Linked DNA regions of Homo sapiens: region 1 is linked to region 2. A link is an interaction called in ENCODE POLR2A ChIA-PET data of the cell type or tissue named here. Cell type or tissue: PC-9. All regions are shown on one strand. Links, peaks and the distances in the headings refer to the core of each region. The heading gives the core; the rest is flanking DNA.

Region 1 (11,243 bases), core at 1,893-9,892, 51 kb before region 2:
TCTGGAACATGCCATAGATTTCAAACTTATGTCATATTTGATACCTAACTTGAATTTCATAAGACTGCTGTAAGATCAGATAAAACAAGCATGAATATCCTCATTTTAAAGATGGAGAAACAGGCAGCACAGCTGATCCCACAGTCAGGAGGGATGGAGCTGGAATGAATATAAGACCTCTCAGTATGATCCTTTTTATATTCCCTCTCTTGCTGCCTGTGCTAAAACCTGGGAAGTTTTCAGGTAGAAACACTCTGCACAGCTGCAAAACTCAGTCAAAGTAGGCCCACATGCATAATGTGATTCTGCTGATGTGGGCTTCAAAACCCAGCTCAGATGCAAGTGGTATTTCCATGACCATCCTACCAAAGAAAAAAAAAAAAGGTACCCCTTCTTCTGAGGTCTCAGCCTTCCACATTTGTTATTTATTCTTAGCAAGGAGTACAGAACTGGAACACATTGGTGCTCAATAAGTGGTTACTAAAGTGAAGGAGGACAAGGCCCCGCACTAAGTTAAGCATCTCTGGAGTAAAAAGTAATATAATACAGCAGAGCAAAGAACAGAAGCTTTAGAAGCAGACTGCCTGGGTTAGAATTCCCATGGAGACTAGTCAGGTGACATTGGACTACTAAGCTTCACCGGGCCTCAATTTCTGCATCTGTAAAATGGAGAGAATACCACCTACTTCAAAAGGGTTTTGAGAAAATGAGAGATAGTTTAAAAGAGCTTTGGACAATAATGATGAAGAGTAAGAGGAAGAGGAAGAATTGGAAAAAGGAATGTGGCAGACAGACTTTACAGCGACCCCTAATGATGCCTGCACTTTGGTATTCATGCCCTTGTATCATCCTGTCCCCTTTGAGTGTAGGGACCTGTGACTTGCTTCTAACCAATAGACTATTGCAAAGCTGGTAAGATGCCATTCCCATGATTATGTTAAGTTAGGTAAGATTCTACCTTGTTAGCAGACTTGTTCCAGAAGCTTTCTCCCATGCTGGCATTGAGGAAGCAGGCAGATATTGGGAGGCCCATGTGGCAAGGAGCTGAGAGCAGCTTCTAGGAGGTGATGGTGGCCTCCAGCTGACAGCCACCAAGAAGCCAGGGCCCACAGTCTTATAACAGCAAGAAAATTAGTTCAGCCAACAAACTGAGTGAACATAGAAGCAAACCCTTCCCCAGTTAAGCCTCCAGATGAGAATGCAACCCTGGGCAACAGCTTGACTGAAGCCTTGCAGAGGCACCCAGCTAAGCTATGCCTAGACTTCTGATGCACAAAAGCTGTGAGATAATAAAGACATGTTGTTTTAAGTGGCTAAGTTTGTGATAATTTGTTATACAGCAACAGAAAACTAATACAGGGAGAGGAGGAAAAAGGAGAAGAGGAGAATCAATGGCAGGTAGTCTAAGAAATCAATCACAAGACAACAGGGAAAACAAACTCCTTTCTCTTTGAATGGCAGCAGTAGTCCAACAGTTTCAGCTAAGGCCAACCTTCTGTGTTTTCAGGTACGTACTCCACGGATTTGAGCAGAGCTCCAACTATGAAAGACTACTTCTCACACTTGAAGGGTAAGCAACTTTTCCACAACAACATGCCAGAGAGGCTGGGCCCTGTCCTCTCCTTGCACCTTCTCCCTTGGCCAAGGCTACCAGTAACAATAATCAGGCTAATGCTGTCCAATTGACCTGTAAGCCTCCTCTGTCTGCTCTGGGCTCTCAGTCAGGCCCATGGGGTGGTTACCTTAAGGCCCAAGGCAAAGCTGTGGCCAGTATCCACCCACGTGCCTTCACTGGAGGAACTCTCTCCTCCCAGCACATGGTCAAGGCATGACAAATTCCACTGCTCAAGTTCCCTTCCCCTAGTATTAACCCGGACCATCTAATCCTCTCTGGAGTCTTAGCCTTTGATTTGTCAGACCCAAGTAGAGTTGGCAGGATTAAACCAGCCCCACGTTACTTTTTTTTTGGAAATATTTCCAGAGTAATCCACAAAAGTACCATCCAAAGGGGGAAATGAGAGAGCCAGAAAGATAATGGGAGGCAAGAAGTGGTGCAGAACACATCTTCCCCAAACCACCAGCATTTCCCTCTGGCCTTGGCCAGCCTTTCTTCTAAGAGAATCAAGATGATATTTCTGTGTATGTGACCTTAACAGGAAAAGCATAAAATCAAGCTGGTACTCACACAACTTAGTCAAAACACAAATCAAATAAATTGTCAAGACATGAGACAGAAAGCTGCCTTCTGAGAGATTTCAGTGCTCTGTTCCCCTCACCCCGGCCTTTTGAGATGGCTCCACTGTAACTCATTACCCCCAAGGTAAAATCTGCTCTTACCCACAACCTGGATAATCTGGGCCAGGAGGACGCCATCTGTCACATCTTGCTGGAGATCCCTGATGAGACGCTTGTGGCCGGATTTGGCTAGGTAATGATTGGCCCAGTCTGTGTAGATCTGTAAAAAAAGCAAACAGGCAACTTTAGGAAGCCAGTCGGATCCCCTCTCAGAGTCTGAGGCAGCTGCTCGGGCCGGCACAGTGGCCACTGTCCCATTGGTGAGCTTTCAGGGCCAGCCAGCACCATTAAAATTCAGTGCATTGTGCTGATCACGCATTCAGCTAACCATAGCTGGGCCTTAGCCTATTGAGAGGACTGCCGTCAAGATTCAGGGAAAAACTAAAGAAAGCTTCAAAACATGCAGAGGGCTGAATGAGACAGGGGACACAGAACTAAACAGTCTGCTCCAGACGGCTTTGAGAGGCTGCAGCTTTGAGAGGCTGCGACTCTAGATGCAAGCAAAGTCTCCCCCACCCCTTCCCATCTTTTTCTCTTTATTGAGAAAACGTATGGGGAGGTTACCACCCAACAGGCATCTCTTAATGGGCCATTTCAGGGTAAGGAGGGCTATTGAGCTATTCTGAGTTCTCAGGAGCCTGGGTCCCTTGAAAAGAAGCCAAGTATGAAAACAGAGCCCCTTCAATTACTCTTGTGTGAGTGAAGTTATTTATGGCCTCACAATAATCTCAAATTTAATCGGTTTAATTTAAAAGCCAGGCATCATTTTCACTGTTGGGATTCTGTGAACAAAACCAAGCAAATTCCAACATATTTAAACACAACACTGTTGTGTGCAGCATTTTAGAAGGCAAAGACTGGCTGACCCATGGAATCAGGAGAACAGACCCCCTTGGGGAACATATCTGACCTGCTCTTCCTGGTCACAGAATGGTCAGGAAAGAAGAATATTTTCTTTCGAAACAGGCCAACAAGCACAAGAAAACTCTTGCCTGAAAATTTTCTCCCCAGCCATCAAAGCCAAAAACAAAACAAAAAACCTTCTGATTTTGAGTGCCAAGTTCCATGCATGGACTTGTGAGTTTGCAGAAGAGTGTATATGTGAACATGTAGGCCTTAGGGTATCAGCACCTCTTTTTTTCAAATGGATAGGAACAAATGATTGGTCAAAAGGAGAATGTCCTGCCTCAACTGGTTAGTGACAACAGGCTCAAGTACTAATCCCATGATGTCTCCACCAAAATGATGAAGGTGATCATTCTACCTCAACCAGTAGGCCTGCTCCGAGGATCCATGTGACTCCCAGAGCAGCATATGGTCTCATCCTCACCCTCCATCCTGTTCTTCCAAATGCCTTTCCCAGTGTAATCCCACACAATGGTCATCCCCCCCCACTCCCCATCGCGCCCCCCCCCCCCCCGCAACACTCCTGGAATGGGAACAGGAGCCGGGGTCAGGTTTGCCAAGCAGAGACCTTCTAAGGAGGTAGCATCTCTGGCTACTCCACCTGGGGACCATGAGGGCCTCATACCAGGAAGTGATGAGGTGGAGCTGCATCTTCTGGTTCCTGAAGAGATGAGAGCTGTAGCACCTGTCCACCACCCACCCACCTAGAAGCTCTGTCTTCCACTGCAAAGGTGCACCCACAGTGACCTTCTATTTCACAACACAGCCCAAGGATCCAATCCTTAAATCCATGCTAGTCTCCTTCCCCGTGACTCTCCAGTTGTCAGAGACCAACGATCCAGTAAAGCAAGAGTATTTTCAATTTTATAAGCACAAAGAAGGCTCAGGAAGTAGACCCCATCACCTTTGTAATGACAATAGCCAACTTGAAATTTAAAAGATCATTAAAGAAAATTATTAAGAGGGAGAGAGGAAGGAAAATAAACATTAAAAGGAAAAGAAGCAGACATGGGTTCAGGTCCCGGTTCTGTAGGCTCCACAAGAGTAGGGATTTGGGTATGTTTTGTTTAATGACGTATGCCAAGTACCTACAAGAGCACTTTTGAAAGAGTGCCTTATGCAGAGAAGGAGCTTAATAAATCCAACTAACATACAGTGCCTACTACATGCCAGGCACTGACATAAACATTTTACACACGTTAACTCATTCAATCTTCATTCTATGTGGCAGAGGTTATTATTGTGTCCACTTTTCAGAGGAGAAAACTGAAGAGCAGAAAGGTAAAGTAACCTGTCCAAGGTCACAAATAAGTGGCAGAGCCAGGATTTGAGCCCAGACTAACCTATTTTACAATCCCTTTGACATCCTGCAATGCCTCTCTGAATACAAATGTGAATGTTAATCGAGTTATTCATCCCTTCCGTGGCATCCTCCTACTGACTCTAGGTTCATGCCTCTATTATGTTCTCAGTGAAAGAATTTATCTTATTTTATTTTTATTTATTTTTTCCCAAGACAGAGTCTCGTTCTGTCACCCAGCCTGGAGTGCAGTGGCGTGATCTCGGCTCACTGCAACCTCCGCCTCCCGGGTTCAAGAAATTCTCCTGCTTCAGCCTCCCAAGTAGCTGGGATTACAGGTGCATGCCACCACGCTTGGCTAATTTTTGTATTTTTAGTAGAGATGAGGCTTCACCATGTTGGCCAGGCTGGTCTCTAATTCCTGGCCTTGTGATCTGCCCACCTCAGCCTCCCAAAGTGCTAGGATTACAGGCGTGAGCCACCGCACCCGGTCCCAGATTTTAAAAGTAATCAAAACCCAAACCTAGATCTTTCCCTTGCTATCTGAATGCCTTTGGATAAGTGACTCTACTTTTCTGGGCTTCAGTTTACTCACCTGTAAAATGAGTACAATAAGGCCTGCTTCAGAAGGTCGATGTGAAGACTCAGAGTGGGACTATATGGAAGTGCCTGTCCTGATCCATGCTGGGGCTCAGGAAGTGAAGGCAATTGGGGAGAAGGGTAATAAAGAGGCGTGCTCTGGAACTGACAGAGTTGCTTTAATCTTAGCTTCTATGCTATCAATTCCCTCTGTGCCCTCTGGCCTAAGTGTTGTCATTTGCAAGATAATGATACCTACATCATTGGTATTATGAAGATGAAATGAGCTCATACATACAAAGGTCACAGAATCTGGCACATGCTAAGTGTTCAGTAAATAAAAGTTAGTAATAAAAAATTTTATTAACAGCTTCGTGAAATGGACATAACAAAATCGGCCACAGCCTCCACCCTGAATCTCCAGGATACAAATGACTCAAGGATTTCTTCCCCTTCTCACAGCCAAATTTCAAGAGTCTGGAATATCCCCTACCTGGAATAACAAAGTATGGCACAGTGTCAAAGAAAAACAAGTCAGAAACCGGCCAGGCTGGTATATAAAGCAAGGCTTCCTTCCCTAACTAGGGGATGCACCACACTGCTCTCTCAAACCCTGGAGGGATTTCCTCAGCCACGTGGGAGGGACCATGAAGTTTACAGTTTAAAGCCACGTGCACCTAAAACATCAGCTGAGTGAGAAGTGAACATCAACAAGGGCACAGCTGAGTGGGATGAGATGCTGTGCCTCAGCTCATCCCTTCTTAGATGATTAAGGTTCTTTAAAATAGACATACTGTCTCTACAACTAGGTTTCTTTGTGAGTTTGCACAACACAGCAAGAAGCCAAGGTTAAACTTATTTCAACAAGTGCACATACACACACACTGCGATTATAGAGCCACGGTGAGGCCACACAAGTATCAGGTACACTCACAAGAACTTCTACAGGATAGAGTGGTTGGAAACGGCTCTGCCAAAGTGAACTTCTCATTCTGAAACAAGAGCTCTTCTCTCAACTTTGATTTACCTACACACCAATGCCAAACGAACTTTCCTAGGGCGCAGCTCTAATCTAATTACCCGTTCAAAAAATCATCAATGGCTCCCCACTTCCCACTGAATTAAAGGCAAACTTGAGCCCAGGAGTTCAAGACCATCCTGGGCAATGTGGTGAAACCCCCTCCCTACAAAAAACACAAAAAATTAGCCGGGTGTGATGGCACGTGCCCATAGTCACAGCTACTGAGGAGGCTGACGTGGGGGGATCACCTGAGCCCTGTAGGTCAAGGCTGCAGTGAGCCGTCATGCATCATTGCACTCCAGCCTGAAAAAGGAATGAAATTCTGAAACATGTTACAACATGAATGAACCTTGAAAACGTAATTCTAAGTGAAATAAGCCAGATACAAAAGGACAATATTGCATGTTTCCACTTACAGAGGTACCTACAAGAATCAAATTCATAGAGACGAAGTAGAATAGGGGTTAAAAGGGTCTGGGCAGAGGGAGGAAAGGGAAGTTTTATGGGTACAGAGTTTTGGTTTGGGATGTTGAAAAAGTTCTGGAGATAAATAATGGTGATGGTTATATACCATTTGTTACATGAATGTACATAATGCCACTAAATTGTATATGTGAAAAATGGTTAAAATGGTAAATTTTATATCTATTTTATACCATCCCCCCCTTAAAAAATTGTTTTTAAGAGTCAAGGTCTCACTCTGTCTCCCAGGCTGGGGTGCAGTGGGGTAATCAAAGCTCACTGCAGCTTCGAACTCAGCCAGCTTCCCTGACTCAAATGATCATCCTGCTTCAGCCTCCCGAGTAGCTGGGACTACAGATGGTGCCATCACGCCCAGCTCATTGTTGATTCCCTCCCCACCCTCCCCTTCCTCCCCTTGGTAGAGACGGGATTCCGCTCTACTACCTAGGCTTGTGAAACTCATAGAACAAAGGATCCTCCCTCCTAGGCCTGGGCGTGGGCTCGCAGAATGCTGGGATTCCCAGATTACAGGCCGGTGCACCACACCAGGAGCAAACACTTCCCACTTTAAAAATTCAGTTTGTGATTGGCTGTCATTCAGTATTATGCTAATTAAGCATGCCTGTTTTTAAACTTCTTAAAACAATTTTTTAAAATTAAAAAAATAATAAAAATAATAAAGGCTAACTCTTCACACTTCAGTCAAGGCAGCCTTATCATCCATCTGTCCCAGAAAGTCCTCCAGCCTTTGAAGGGGAGGCAGCGTGTGTGGAAGAATGCAGCCTTTGGAATCTGAGCTAGTCAAGCTGGCCCTTGGCCCTGGGCAATGTTAGTTTCTACTAATCTTTCTGTTCTTTGGTTTTATCCTCCATAAAACAGGGATTATATCAAACATATTATAAGGCAGCGGCTGGCAAACTGCAACCCGGGCCAATTCTAGCTGACCACCTATTTATGTAAACAAATAGGCGGTCAACAACCTCGGGACAGGTATCAGGACACAGACTCATCCATTTATGGTCTCTGGTTGCTTTCGTGCTACAAAGCAAAGCCGAGCAGTTGTGACCGAGTGACCTGTGGCCCACAAAACCTCAAGTACTGACTACCAGCTCTTCACAGAAAGTCTGCCAGTCTATGTTATAAGGACCAAATGAAATGATACACCTACACATACCACATGCTCAGTAGTAATAATACGATAACCCTCAGGAAAACTGGACACACCCCACACTTCCCTCTCTCTGAACTCAGTCTATCCCCTCTGCCCAGGTGCCTCTGCTGCCTGAGGCCATCTCACCCAGCTTAATTCCAATGCCTGTCCCCCATCAAGTCCCTCTTAATTTCCTGACCCAAACCTCAGCAGCCTGTGATATAGCAGATGTAGAGAACGTGTATGCTGGCACCACCTTTCCACTCCCACTCACCCATCTCTGCACTCCTGGTAGTGCGTCACAGGGGCTGGCCCACCGCAGGAGGCTGGTAAGTGGTCGCCAGGTAGAGCTGAATATGGAGAAAAAGGGCAAATCTTGGGAAACTGATTACACTTGAGACTTACATGATGTGGGCTCTCAGCAAATCCTCCAATCAGAATCTCTTTATTGATTAAAAAGAGCAGGGAGCAGGGAAAATAAATCACTCCATAGCTCAGGCTCATTAATCAGAAACCATTTCACAAGGATCATTAATTATCTGGAGTTTCCTCTCCCTTCCCTCCCTGTCCCCAGCTCTCAACTTTTTGAAGTGAATCAAGAAAACACCTAGATTTATTTTTTAAGTCAGTGTTCATGGGCCATGCTAATCATGGACATAAATTCAGCCCCATCTCCTTCACTTGCTGTTTCATTAGCTCATGCAAGGAAAATCATTCTTCCAAGGGGTACCCTTGAAAAATAAACTTATAATTTCTTTAGTCATCAAAGATAGATTTCATCAGGTCCAGCAATTCAGCAAAAACGGAGCAATGTGCGTTTTGAGTAAGGGCTCAAGATTTTGAGTAAGGGCTTAAAGCAAGCAGGCTTCCTGTCTGAGCCTCAGCTATCCAGAATTGTTTTCTCCAAAGGCTTTCATTCCCTAAAATGATGGAAAATTGAGGGCTGCTGTTGCTTTTTCCCCAGGAGCCCATTGATTCTTCATCCTGGTTTGCCCCCAGGTGGATAGCTGTGAAGTTTCAGTAGAAACTGATTGGACAAAGAACAGCAGGAAAGACCAAAACCACCATCCCATCCCCAATTCCAATTCTAAATCATCAAGTCATTTCACGAGAAAGTCTCTAGGATCCTTTGACACTAGTACCCAAGAATGAGTCCAGCCATCCTCTTGCTCCAATCACTCCATCTTGCAGAGGTACCCCTCTGCCCATCCCTTCTAACCAAAAACTCAGTGCTCCAGAACTGCTCTGTGAGGGAGAGAAGCTGCTGTCAAAGGCTTGACAAGATAAAAGGGGAAGGAAAGCTAAGACAGCTAAACAGTGAATTCATTTTGATTCACTTTATTACCCCTGACAGAATTTTAAGGAGTGCATCATTTGTTTGCTTATAACTCCACATCATTCCACATCAAACAGGCTGAAATCCAAAAGAGAACATTTTGACAGATCAATTCAAGTAAAGAACCTAATCATTAGTTGTAATAACAAAAACTGATAATAATTGTACCATGTTAAACCAAAGGGGATAATAACACTGCTAAGTTTATACTGCAATTAGCCCTCAAATGAAGCCGGGTAGCACTAAAGAACCCAAGAAAAATTCTGCAAAACAACTGCACTGAAAGTGCTAGAATGGAGCCTTAGCTACCAAACTATAAATGCAGATGGATATGCCAGGCAGCCTGATGGATCCAGAGGCAGATGGCATCAGGTTAGCAGCTCCAGGAGAAACAGAGCAAACTGTATTTCTTAGAAGGAAATGCCAGTGTGGAGACTAATGTTTAAAGTAAACCAGTCGTTTAGCATCTGAGGCATTTCCAGTGGATTGATTGTAAGGGGAATGCTACTGTTTGGCCCCAATTCAGGAAGCCTCACTCTAGACTTTGGTAATGTCATCATATAATGCCTTTTTTTTTTTTTTTTTTTTTTTTTTTTTTGAGACAGAGTCTCACTCTGTCTCCCAGGCTGGAGTGCAGGGGTGTGATCTTGGCTCACTGCAACCTCCATCTCCTGGGTTCAAGTGATTCTCCTGCCACAGCCTCCCAAGTAGCTGGGATTAAAGGTGTGCACCACCATGCCCAGCTAATTTTTGTATTTTTGGTAGAGATGGGGTTTCACCATGTTGGCCTGGCTAGTCTCAAACTCCTGGCCTCAAGTGATCGCCCTCCTCAGCCTCCCAAAGTGCTGGGATTACAGGCATGAGCCACCACACCTAGCCAACACAATGTCATTTCTAAGACTGAGCAGTACGTGGTTAAATGGTTTAGTTCTGAATGCTCTGGAGTATAAAAAATGATTTTGCAACAATAGTAGAGTGTTCATTCTGTCCTTGAACACCACAAAGAATGTCACTGCTTATTCAATTGTTCACAATTTTAAGAAAATCGAAATGCACCATTTGTTATCAAGAGCTAAGCTGGTGACACATTCATTCCTGCATCTGCAGCATCTAGCAAGGAGTATGATACCCATCCCCACAGGTATCAACCACAAGTCCACATAACCTTTTAGCTGCATGGGGTGAGGAAACCGAAATTAGCTGGTGGCTTTTTCCCACTTTCCTCTCTCCTTAACGGTTTAATGTATCCTCCTTTTAATGTAGCCCCCACCTTGGGATTAAAAACCACCTCCTTACAATAGTCAAATAGGTGAAATGGTGTCCCCAGCCCTACACACTGGAGAAACAGGCAGAGCACAGAGAAGCAAGTCTTTTGCTCAAGGCTGCACAGCACAACAGGGGTTTCTGCTCTCCGGTTTCTCAGAAAAGTCCGGTTCTGCCCAATGTCCCTGCAGTGCCCCACATGCCCAACCTCTAGGGCAATGACCATCATTCTATCCCCATCCTTGCCATCTTCTGATGTATTACTTGGGACATTTGTGGGCTTTCTGCAACCACAAAATCATAAAGGCAAGTGTCTACAGTCTCAGGTGTAGGTGTGGACCAGGGTTGAACTCTGGCTTTGCCTTATAAGCTAGGTGACCCTTGGGGAGTCATATCCCTTCTGAACATCAGTGTCCTTCTGAACTTGTGCAGTGGTGATATACAGTTGCTTTACAGATTAAATGAGATCATATAAGTGGTTAACACAGTGTCTGGCACATAGTATGTAGTAAATAAACAACCATTATTAATATTCAAATGAATAACACTGAGTTTTGGAGGAATAAGTCATTCTAGATTGCTGAAGGTTTACACTTCTGAGAGCCACACATTTTAAACAATTCCACTGGGATTTTTTTCCAAACAGATTATAATGATCTGATTTTTAATTAACACAATTGCACTTTTTCTTTTCTTTTCTTGTCTTTTTTTTAATACTTTAAGTTCTCAGATATGTGTGTAGAACGTGCAGGTTTGTTACATAGGTATACATGTGCCATGGTGGTTTGCTGCACCCATCAACCCGTCATCTACATTGGGTATTTCTAATGTTATCCTTCCCCTAGCCCCCGAGTCCCCGACAGGCCCCGGCCCCAGGGACGTCACTATAAATGATAGTGTTTTGATGTTTACAAGGATGTGTCCTTAGGAC
Region 2 (11,243 bases), core at 2,134-10,133:
AATAATTACTATTATTATTATACAATATTCATGTCACTTTTGCAATAAAGCCCCTCTTTTTTTTTTTTTTTTTTTTTTTTTTTTAAGATGGAGCTTTGATCTTGTTGCCCAGGCTGGAGTGCAATGGTGCCATCTTGGCTCACCGCAACCTCCACCTCCCGGGTTCAAGCGATTCTCCTGCCTCAGCCTCCTGAGTAGCTGGGATTACAGGCATGTGCCACCATGCCCAGCTAATTTTGTATTTTTAGTAGAGACGAGGTTTCTCCATGTTGGTCAGGCTGGTCTTGAACTCTCAACCTCAGGTGATCTGCCCACCTCAGCCTCCCAAAGTGCTGGGATTACAGGCATAAGCCACTGCGACTGGCCAATAAAGCCCCTCTTAACCATCCTACATTAAAGGTAACCTCCACCATTCCTCCCTATCCTTCTCACCCTGCTATATTTTTCTTAATATAATAGCATTCATCACCATAAAAAGTAACATGTTTTGCTTATTATCTCTTTCTTCCAGTAAAATATAGGTATGAAACTTTTTTGTTGACTCATATATTCCCTAGTTCCTAGAAGATGTTTCATAAATGTGTTGGATGAATTAAGGTAACATCATGATCATTATCATTATAACAATGGCTAACATTTATTGAGCATTTACTATGTGCTTGGATGCTGCTCTGAATACCTGTATCTTACTAAACAACCCTAACAACCTTGAATTTGGAATGATTATCATCATCATCATTTTACAGATGAAGAAACTGGGGCTCAGAGAAATAAAGCAATATTCTCCCCAGGTTGCACAGATCATTGGCAGAGCTAGGAGGGAAGGGGGGTTTGACTATCCCCAGTATCTATGCATGAAGCCACTGTTCAAAGTCTGATAGCAAAGATACCACATCCACCAGCAGCTCAAGGACTTAGAGAATCAGACGAGGGTTCATACTACTGCCTGTCAGGGCTTAAAAGCCCTCCTTTTAAGAAGTCAGGGAGGGCTTCTTAAAAAAAGGGGACTCAATCTGAGCTTCAAAAGGATGGGGTGATAACATGGAGAGATGGAAGAAGCGTGAAATTGGAATATCACCAGGCCAACCATGCTGATTGGAACTAACAGGTTCTATGTGGAAGCTCTGCTGAAGAAGACCTAAAACACTGCTATCATCTAAAAGGCCTTGAATCCCACAAAGGAGTTGGACTTCATCCACCAATGGACTGGATCCCACAAAGGTTGGAACGAGAAATCAGTAGTCTTGAATCCTGAAACTTCACATCGGGAACAATGCTAGAAAAATAGGCAAAGCTATAGCTGTGAAACAAAAGACTCACTCCTGGACCCTCTACAGACATACACACCTTCCTAAGCCCAGTAAACATACTGGAGCTGATAAATCCCATTTAAAGTGCCTTGCTTTCCTATAGATTCATTTGTGCCACAGGACCTATCATGTTCCCAGCAAGCACACAGCTCATCTCTCACTATGACAAAGATAATGTATAATGCAGGTGCTTACCCTTGTCCCACTCCACAGTGTTATAACCAGACATATTATTTCTGGTCACAAGGGCAATCCTCGACTACATCTCAGCCCAGCCAAATATCTCCATCACACCTTCTTGTTACCCTGTTTAAACAATATCTGTCAACTCATTCTAACCCTTCACTCTAACACCCATTCTTAGTGGGAGGTCAGGCTCTTCCACTGCCTTTCCACCTCCCTGGCTATTGCTCTTATATTAGAAACAGCATTTCTGTAACAATCTCTGAATCAAAAAGAACAACCCTTGGGAACAGCACCTGGGTCACCCAGCCCAGATCTCTGGGCTGGCAGCTGGAAAGACAATGGCAGCCTGGTCCATGTGTCCTGGAGAGTCTTAGAGACCCTGAAGAAAAGCTTAGCCACATGCCTTCTGGGTGGCTGGCATTACATTACAGGAGCCAGAAACAAAACAATTTTTTTCCCTGGCTTCACACAAAAACAAAAACAATTGCATAAGTAATGTAAGCACTGCCAGGTCACCAAAGGGACCAATTATAAATCTCTACTTCTCTATTAACACAAAAATGAAGGAAAATGTGTTACCTCAAAATGTCATTAAGAGGAAGTCACTTACTAATTTCAGAGGCTTTCTCTCCTTCCCTCCCAATATTCCTTTCTTTATTTTCCTAGTAATTAACCAAAGTCAAAACCTTCCTCACATGCTTTGGTTTCAATTCAGGAAAGTACATCAAGGCTATGAGGGCTCATTACCCACAGCGGAAATGCATATGGAACTATTCCTGTATATTCCAACCTGCTTTCTCAAGGAAAGAATGGAACTTCTTGCCCTTGAGATTTTGGGGAATTAGTAGAAAATGGACATGACTTCAGTACCTGGGAGATGGTCAAATCTATGCCAGTTACAATTAGTGGAAAGCAGGAGAAAGTCCTAGAAGTCCCTGAGAGTGGAAATGACCGTTGTTTTCTAGCTGAAGGTGGTAATACTTTCATGTGAGTGTTAATGAGCTTTAGTCAGGAAAAAAAACGGAAGTTGTTAAGATGGGAATCAGTCTATACGTGTAAAGAGCTGAAGCAAGCTGATGGATGTGTTAATTAGTTTGATAGTGGGAATCATTTCATAATGTATGCATAGATCAAATCATCACACTGTACACCTTAAATATATACAATTTTTATTTGGCAATTAAGCCTCCATAAAGTTAGGGATTAAAAAAAAAAAAGCTAAAGGAGCATTTGTCTTTTAAACACAGCACCTGGGAGCTCAGGAGTTCTGCAGGGCCCACAGCATCCTGGCCTTTGGGAGGGAGCAATATAACTACAGGGAAGCAGACAGAGCCCTTTAACCCACTGACCTCTTTTAATCTGCTTGTTAGCCTGGCTGTGGACAGGCCCAGGGGGTCTTTGACCAATGCCTCTCTGGGGAAAGGTCAAAGGTCAGGGGCACATTTCCCTCATCATCATTATTCTCAATTATTCTTCATGCAGAGCCACTTTCTCCTTCATTTTGAGGAAGAGCCCCCTTAAGTGTTTTCCAAGACGCTGAAGGGTGATGACCCAACCCATCCCCACTCTCCTCTCCACCTCCCTCCCAGGATGTCCCTGATCAAAGGGGCTAAGAGGGGATTGCAGTGAACAGAGAGGCCCCTCACAGAGAGAACTGCAGCAGTGAGCACAGGCATCTATACTGCACGCTCATGCAGACCCACCTCAGCAGCAGGCCCTGCAGCGCTCTAGGAGGCATCCAGGGTGTCTGATACAGCAGTTCAAGGTACAGCCTTTGCCATCAGACAAAGCAGCACTTCTAAAGTTACTAGCTCTGGAATCTTAGGCAAGTCATTTAACTCTCTGAGCCTTAATTTCTTTATCTGAATAATGGAGATAATAATAGTTTTTATTTCAGAGGATTGTAGAGAAGATGAAATAGAATCATACACATAAAGCTCAAAGTAAAGGTTCAACACATGTTAGCTATTAATATGATTTTAGCAGTAATTTAAAAAATCTTTTCTTGATGATAAATGTAACATATGAGCTTTGTACAAAACTAGAATATAAGGAAAAGTATAGACCAAAAACAAACAAACAAACAAACAAACAAAAAACAGTCCTGGTAACTTCCCCCCAAGAACTTGGCACTATTGACTTTTGGGAATGTTTCTGTTGAGTCTTTTCTCTGTGTGTGGAGAAATGCACACACTACTGGTTCATCTCGTCCGTCATCATATGAGCAACCATTCACTGACCACCAACTAATTGCAGAACGCTGAGCTCAAATCCGGATACATTTTTTTCCCTAATTTTTACTGTAATTCTGTGAGGTGCTGTAGTCTCAATTTACAATGAGAAAACCAAAGATCGAAGAGGTAAAGCAACTGGCCCATGTCACAAGGCAGTGGCTCCTGTGCAGAGCTCTGGCTACAGGTCTTTCTGACTGGACTACCTGCACTCCGTGCATTAGCACAGGCTGCCAGGGGGCCTCTCTCAGTGCCTTTCCTTTTGCCATTCTTGGACTCTACCACTCCTCAAATAATACCAGCTGCTCCATAAGTGGCCTCATTGTTTCTCCTTGCTCTGCCTAAGTCCAAAGAATTTAAAAGAAGGGAACTAGGGTGTGGAGGGAAGGTGGTAAGAATGTCAGAACCACCCACAGTATGCTCTGTGGCTGTGCCCCAAGCTTATCCCCTCCCAGTGGGTGCTTTGGACCTGGGCAGTCACCTCCTCTCACTTTCATCAAAGGCCTGTGACCCTGTCAGATGGGATTTGGACAGATGTAGGATCTACCAGCTACTGCCTTCTCTCCTAGGTGGGCAGGTGCATTTCTGACATTCCCCTGCAGAGATAACATATAAAGATGCAAGTTTTGCCTCTAATTACTCTGGGCCTTATTTTTGATCCAATTAGCCTTAAAATAGAACATGAAGCAAGACCTTTAATTCTACTATTCAAACAAAACAATGCATTTTCAAGCTGTGGGTTAACTGATTTCATGTTTATTGAAGTGCATCAGTGATAAAAGTTCGGGCACACACCTCTGGCCCCAGGCCTCATTCTGGAGCAGTTATTCACACACAATTGACTTCCAAGATGTTCCCAGGGAGCTCCTTCCTGCTGAGGGCTACTAATGATTCAAAGGTAAGAAAGGTTTGTTTTCCCAGGGCCCATTAGAAGAACCAACCATTCACCCAACAGTACAACGTAGAGTGGGGACAGATTATGTCTCATTTACCACTGAAGAAAATAATGATAGTTCCCATTTAACAGACAAACATGCTTCCAACTCTATGCTGGATCATGTTCCTGTATTATGCCATTTCATCTTTTCACAACCTGGGGAAAGAGAGTTGTAAAACAGCCTTTTACAAAAGAGGAAAACTGATTCAGGGATTAGTAAGTGGCAAGGCTGGAATTCAAACCAAGAATCATCTGCAAGCAAAATCTTTCACAACGAACACAGGCACCAAGGCTGTGCTCTGCACAAAACACACAACAAATAAAGGGTAAATTGATCAATCAATAAGTGAATGAACAAAATGCAAACTAATGATACTTCAGCTAATGATGTATCAGTGGTTTCTAGCATTCACAGAAAAGCTGAGGCTCATCACTGAGGATATCTGAGGCTATCTGGACGCCAAGACCCAGTCATGCCTCTTCCTGCCTGGGCTCTGGGGCAGTGGGATACACGGGACAGAAACTGCTACTCCCTCAGGGCTTCCCAGTTGCTTGAGCTCCCCTAGCCCTTCCTCCACCTCATGGGGAAAGGGTATTTTGGTGGACCATAACTACCTTGGGTGGTCCTCACAGTTAATTTGAAAAGTGAGACAGCTCTAAAGATTCAGGCAGACCCAATAAAGGCTGACCCCTGACCCTTGTTGAGGAAAGCTCCCTCCATAGACTAAACGGGCAGCAATATCGGAGTGGAGAAGACATCCCAGCCCTTACCATGGCCACCTGCCACCAAGCTCCAGAAGCCATCCCCTGGGAGGCTCCACGTTTTCCCTGCCTGGCAAATCATTCTTTTTCTTCTTTTTAAAAAAGCATTTAGGTTTGGCAACCTGACCCTATGCAGTTCAGATCGGGACCCAGCTTTCCTATGCTGCCTGTTAGAGTGGCATCTCAGGTACAGCTTGGAGAGAAATTATGTGAAACTCTGGCCTCTTCCACACCAGTCTGGTTGGAGAAAGATTCCAGGAAAGGATTAGGGAGCTGGAATCATGACATAGTATAGCAAAGGTGCATAACGTCTGCTAATGTTACAGCACATTAAATGAAGTTGTAAAATAGTAGCTTAAAGTTAGGCAGGCCAAACATAACACAAGAAGTATGAAAAGCAAGGTGCCATTTTTCCAACAAATAAGTTCATTATATGAAGACCCAGCTTTGGTTGATTTAGCATCTTGGTATCCAATGCAGCTGCTGTGACTTTCTTTTCTTTCTTTCTTTTTGTTTTTTTTGTGTTTTGTTTTTGTTTTTGTTTTTGTTTTTGGTAGCATCTTTAAAGACCTCACACCAGTAAGTATGCATTCCAGTTTATTAATCATACCTATTTCTTACTGAATCCTTTTTATATGCCAGGCAATCCACAAATATGATTTCTTATCCTGGCACTAGTTCTACAAGGTGGGAACTTGCTCCATTTTACCGAGAAGGAAACTAACATCCAAGGGGGTTAACCGACTTGGCCACAGCACTGGCTGACTTTAATGGGGGAATTATGGTCCCCGCCAGTTGAAACTATCCGATAAAAAAACAATTCACAAAAGCAAAACCCAGAGATTTCCGATCACATTTCCTCTTTGGGATGGAGAAACAACTCAGGCTTCTTTGGGCAGCAAGGAAAATCCTGCTATCCTCAGCTCTCCCGGGACTGATAGGCGGTTATTTTTGAAAACGGAGGAGGGAAAAAGTACCTGCACCCTGGATGGTTCTTTGCAAGCTTGAAAGAGAACTAAGCCATTGTGAGAGGCGGGAGGAGGACCCGGTGCATACTCACTCACTCGGGGCTCATGTATTCCCCACAGACAAGCCAAACCGCAGTAGAGATCAATAGCCATGTGCACCCCAAAGTATCAAGACACAATGGGGGCTCGGGGGACGCGGACCACGCTGTCCCGGGACAGGCTGTGAGGGCGCAGACATGCTCGTAGGAGACAATCCCAGCGTGTGCAATCCAAGAGAGCTCCAGGAATTCGTAGGTGGAAGGGACGGAGAGATAATGCAGCCCAGTCCCACCCCCCTTCAATGACTCACAACCAGAGACATACACACATCGACTTTCCTGGTTTAAACACACACACCTCCCCTGAGATCTAGCTTCAAAACAATAAGGGAAATACCAAGTGCGGAATGCATTTCAGGGGCTTTCCACCACCCGGGCCAGTTCCTAAAGGGGATGGGGGGCGGGGTGGGGGGTTAAAAAGTAGAGCAGCGCCCAGGGGGTGCGGTCTGCAATCCACCCTTACCAGCTTCATGGTGGTGTTATTCTGTTCCCAGCGCCACAGCATCACGCTCATCTTACTTCAGGGCGAGGAAGGAAGGGGCAGAGGAAAAAGGAGGAGGGGAAAAAAAAAAAAAGCCGAAGCACCTGCCCGCGCGCCCGGCAGGTCTGGCCGTCCAGTCCCGGGTCTCCTCTCGGCCGCGGCCCCTCCAGGCATCCCCGGCGCCCGCGGTCGCCTCGCCCCCGCCCCGGGGCCGCTGCTGCGCGCGGGGACCCTACCCTGGAGACCGGCGCCCGCGCTGCCCAGCTCTCGTGCCTCCCTCGCTCGCTCCCCGCCGGCCTCCCCGCCTCCGCCAAATCAAACAACTCGCCCTGTGTCCAAGCGCCCGCTCCTCGCAGCGCGGAGGCCGCTGGGGCCGCGGCGGCCGAGGGCGGGGTGGGGGGGGGGGTCGGCGGCTGGTGAGTTCCCCGCCCCCTAGCTGGCCCGCGGGCCGCCCCGCGTGGCACCCGGCGCTTCAGTGGGCCCTTCGCCACTGCCGCCGGTGGGCGCGAAGGGGGAAAGATGGTCGGAGTTGGTGGGAGGATACTTAACTATTTCGGGGAGGGCGTGGGTAGTAGGGAGAGCCTTGGGCAGAAGATGGGTAGGGGTGAGGCCGGGGGAAGGGGCTGTGGAGCGCAGTTCATGGCTCCCGGGTCCCCATGGGTTCTTAGCTCAGACACCAGCCGGCGCCTCACTATGCGCACTCATCTCCATCCGCATTTTCTTTCTGCACAGAACTCACGCAAGTTGACAGAGCCGCCTCCCCCTGGAGCAGTTGGAACTATGGCTGCAGGATGGATGCATTTCTGACCCCCACAACTCTAACCACACACACACACACACACACACACACACACACACACACACACATTTTCTGACCCCCACAACTCTAACCACACACACACACACACACACACACACACACCCCTGCCCCAGCCCACACGCTGCGTTCCCAGCAATATTTATTTCCTGCCACGTGAAGGACAGAGTTTGGGTATTTCCAAACACACCTTGCCTGGCCGCTGCTGGAGAAAGGCCATTCAAGGCCCTCTGGAGAGGAGGAGAGGTCAGGCAGCGACAGAGGAGGCAGCCTGTGGCCTTTATTTCCTCGTCTGCCTGCTCCACCTGCCACAGGCCCCGGGTGCCTTCCTTTGAGGACTGGGGACCTCCCCACCTTCCTGCCCAACCCTTGTCCTAGGTCCAGCATCCTCTCATCTGGCAGTGACCCTCCAGGGGTCCCCAGCAACTTTCGGTATCCTGAAAAGGCTCAAGAATCCTTCAGCTCCCCAAGGAAAGATGGCACTAGCCACCCAGACCTCGGAACTTGTTTCTGATTTGGGCAGCCATGACATCCTAGGATGGAAATCCTGGCTCTCCCCCACTGGCAGAGAGTTATAATGAGAAATCATGGATTGCTTTATTATATATTCATTTCCGTAGTCAAAACTGTTCATAATGAGGAAAGGTGATAAAATTGGTCCTAATCTTTTTCATTCTAATCTTTAAAACATGGCAATTAGATCAACTTGTCACCCTACCTAAACCTTTCAGGACTTGATTTCCTTTCAGAGTTTAAAAATCCCAGCTCTCTTCTATGACCTGCAACCTGGTCTCCCACCCTCTGGCCAGCTGTGTTGCAGCAACAGTGGTCTGCTTTCTTTTTCTCAAACACATCCAAATCATTCCTACCTCAGGACCTTTGCACGTGATAGTCCCACTCCCCGGAGCACTGTTTCCCCCTAGACTTGCCCATGGTCTCATGTCTAATGGCACCTCTTCAGGGAGACTTCTGACTCCTAATGTTGAAACTTCTCGTTCCCACACTCTCTTCCACTCCATTACTGTTGTCTCATCGTCATTGTTTTGCCTACTGAGTTAACTTAGCTAACCTGTATTCTTGTTTCTTTTCTGCCTTGTCCCACTAGACTACAAATTCCAACAACCTTGTCTGTTTTGTTTCCCTACTGTTCCCCAGTACCCAGAACAATGTGTGGCCCATAGTGGGAGCTCAGTAAATGTTTCCCAAATGAAAGGCTGTTGATGATTGTCCTAGTGTCCGTCCATGCAGCTTCCTCTACAGCTAGGACTGAGCCAGACCCAGGCAGCAGATCCCACATCCTGCCTCGGGCCCTAACTTAGACTGAATGACTACAAGAGGCCCTTCTATGTACATCTCTACACACATTTCTGAAGAATGAAACAGAGGCAGCAATATTTGCTGTCTCAAGGGAAGGGGCACAGGCTAGGACAACATATCAGAAATGAGAGAGCATGTGTCATTTGAAAAAGCATATTCTGTATTAAAATATATTTATATATTTGGAAAACAAATCCTAAAATAATTTTTCCAAAAATAAAGCTTGACAAATCTTATTGGCTAAGAGAGCAAAACACAAGATATCTCTATCACAGCTTTTTAAAGCCTAAAGTTCCTTGGAGTTGAGTGGCTGGATAAAGAATCCAAAATCCTGATTGTGTGAAAATACTGCAAGATCAGGGATTTATACATTTTCTGGGAAAACATCATTAGGTTCATTATACTTTCTAGGATAGCCACAACATTTACGATCTATACATCTGCAGAAAGTCATTGAATGAGCAACTAGTTTCCAATCTTTGCTGGAAAAAGGTGAAAAAATACCACTCATGGTACAAGGAGAGATGGGAAGGTGTGGAGGGAGATACAGAAGGTACCTGCCTCAGCTTTAATTAAAGAGAATAAAGCCTGTGACCTTTCCCTTCAGATCTCACACACCTTAGGTCATAGGTATTCTAGCTCATTTAGCAAACACTCCTTGAGCATCTACCATGATGCACTTACCCAGCTTTGCCGAGGGTGTTGAGAATCAGGGAGGATTCCTTGTCTGGGGTATGTGTCTCTCTCTGTGTGTATGTGTGTGTCCCTACCATGCACACACACAGTCTAGTAAGAAAATGGACAAATACACCAACAGTTGCAATGTAATGCAACAGGTGCTACAAAAGAGGCCTGTATAGTGTACAGCTGGGTCATAAAGAAAAAAGCTGGCTGAGCGCGGTAGCTCACACCTGTAATCCTAGCACTTTGGGAGGCCAAGGTGTGAGGATTGCTTGAGTCTAGGATTTCAAGACCAGACTGAACAACATAGTGAGACCTTGTCTCTACATAAAATTTTAAAAATTAGCCAGGTGTGATTGTGCATGCCTTAGTCCCAGCTACTTGGAAGGCTAAGGTGGGAGGATCATTTGTGCCCAGGAGTTCAAGGCTGCAATGAGCTATGATGGTTCCACTGTACTCCAGCCTGGGCAACAGAGTAAGACCTCCACAAACTCTGCAAAAAGAAAAGAACAATGCACAAGGCTGGGGAGCATGGAAGGACTTCACAGAGGTGATGCTGACCTGCTTCTGGCAGGTTTGACAAGAGGAGAGAAGCATCTCAGGAAGGTGGAATAGCATGTGCAAGGGTGTAGAGGGGTGAAAGTTCATGGCAGGTTCTGTGTGTTCACATCACATGGGGTTATTTGGTAGGCTGGGACAAGCAAGATTGCTGTAAAGGACACTCTATTCTTAATTCTTATAAATAGGGGAATGATTTGTCCAAGCTCCCATTTTAAGAAGACCTAGTAACAGCAAGAAGATAGCTTTAAAAAGGTAGAGACTGGAGGAAGGGAGACCAATTAGATGTCTGTTGAAATCATGCAGGGGATGGGTATGAGGACCCAAGCAAGAAGAGGTGAGTGGAAGAGATGCCTGATATCACCAGCATGATGGTACAGATGGTTCCAAAGGGTAATGGCTGTGAGTTCACAGGTGTCAGGACCCTGTAGATTTGCAGAGACAGAAGTGGCTTCTCACAACCTCCTCATCCACCAAACCCCTCCTACCACCTTTCTCCTTCCTCCTATTTCCATAATCTTCCACCAAGACCTTTGATGTGAAGTAGCGGAAAGAGATCAGTCTGTGTTGACCACATGGAACAATGCTTATGAAGGTCTGCCCTGAAGTGTGGTCTGGTGCCTTCCAGCTGTTGTCCTCTTTTTTCAGCTCATGGCTTTCTGACCCATCCCCTGGCCCTGACTGCCAGCTTAGCCTATCTCCCTGAGCATGACCATTCTTGAACTCTCATGGTAGCCACGAGGTAGGGTCCCAGTGTTCTGGTACTGTGGAGCCCCTGGTGGGGCTGACCCCTCAGAGTCTGGATCTGCCTTTCACTGAGTGGTGTCCTCTGTTCCAGACCTTTCCCGTCCCACCATACAAGAGACCTGTCCCACATCGTTCAATCACTCAACACTC

Evidence for each region. ChIA-PET counts read pairs that join two places held together with the same protein. Peaks named below come from ENCODE experiments on the same cell type or tissue, not always from the same donor. Only the 100,000 strongest peaks of a DNase experiment are listed, where the experiment ranks them.
Region 1: POLR2A ChIA-PET joins it to region 2 with 25 read pairs; 3 of 35 experiments call an interaction of 5 or more read pairs at or near these places.

The regions. Positions count from the first base shown.
Region 1 is chr11:19,823,696-19,834,938 of GRCh38, reverse strand. It overlaps NAV2 (neuron navigator 2), which reads right to left. Exons shown (of 38, transcript NM_145117.5): 2 at 2,338-2,455. Among named protein-coding and RNA genes, the nearest start is that of MIR4694, 69 kb to the right of the region's middle. In PC-9, for the core only: no CTCF peak of the experiment used is centred there; a DNase peak (open chromatin) is centred at 5,618; H3K27ac peaks cover 1,077 bases.
Region 2 is chr11:19,773,230-19,784,472 of GRCh38, reverse strand. The region is part of intron 1 of NAV2 (neuron navigator 2); the gene reads right to left. Among named protein-coding and RNA genes, the nearest start is that of MIR4694, 19 kb to the right of the region's middle. RefSeq lists a silencer at 7,091-7,240. In PC-9, for the core only: no CTCF peak of the experiment used is centred there; DNase peaks (open chromatin) are centred at 4,562, 6,772 and 7,982; H3K4me3 peaks cover 1,995 bases; H3K27ac peaks cover 905 bases.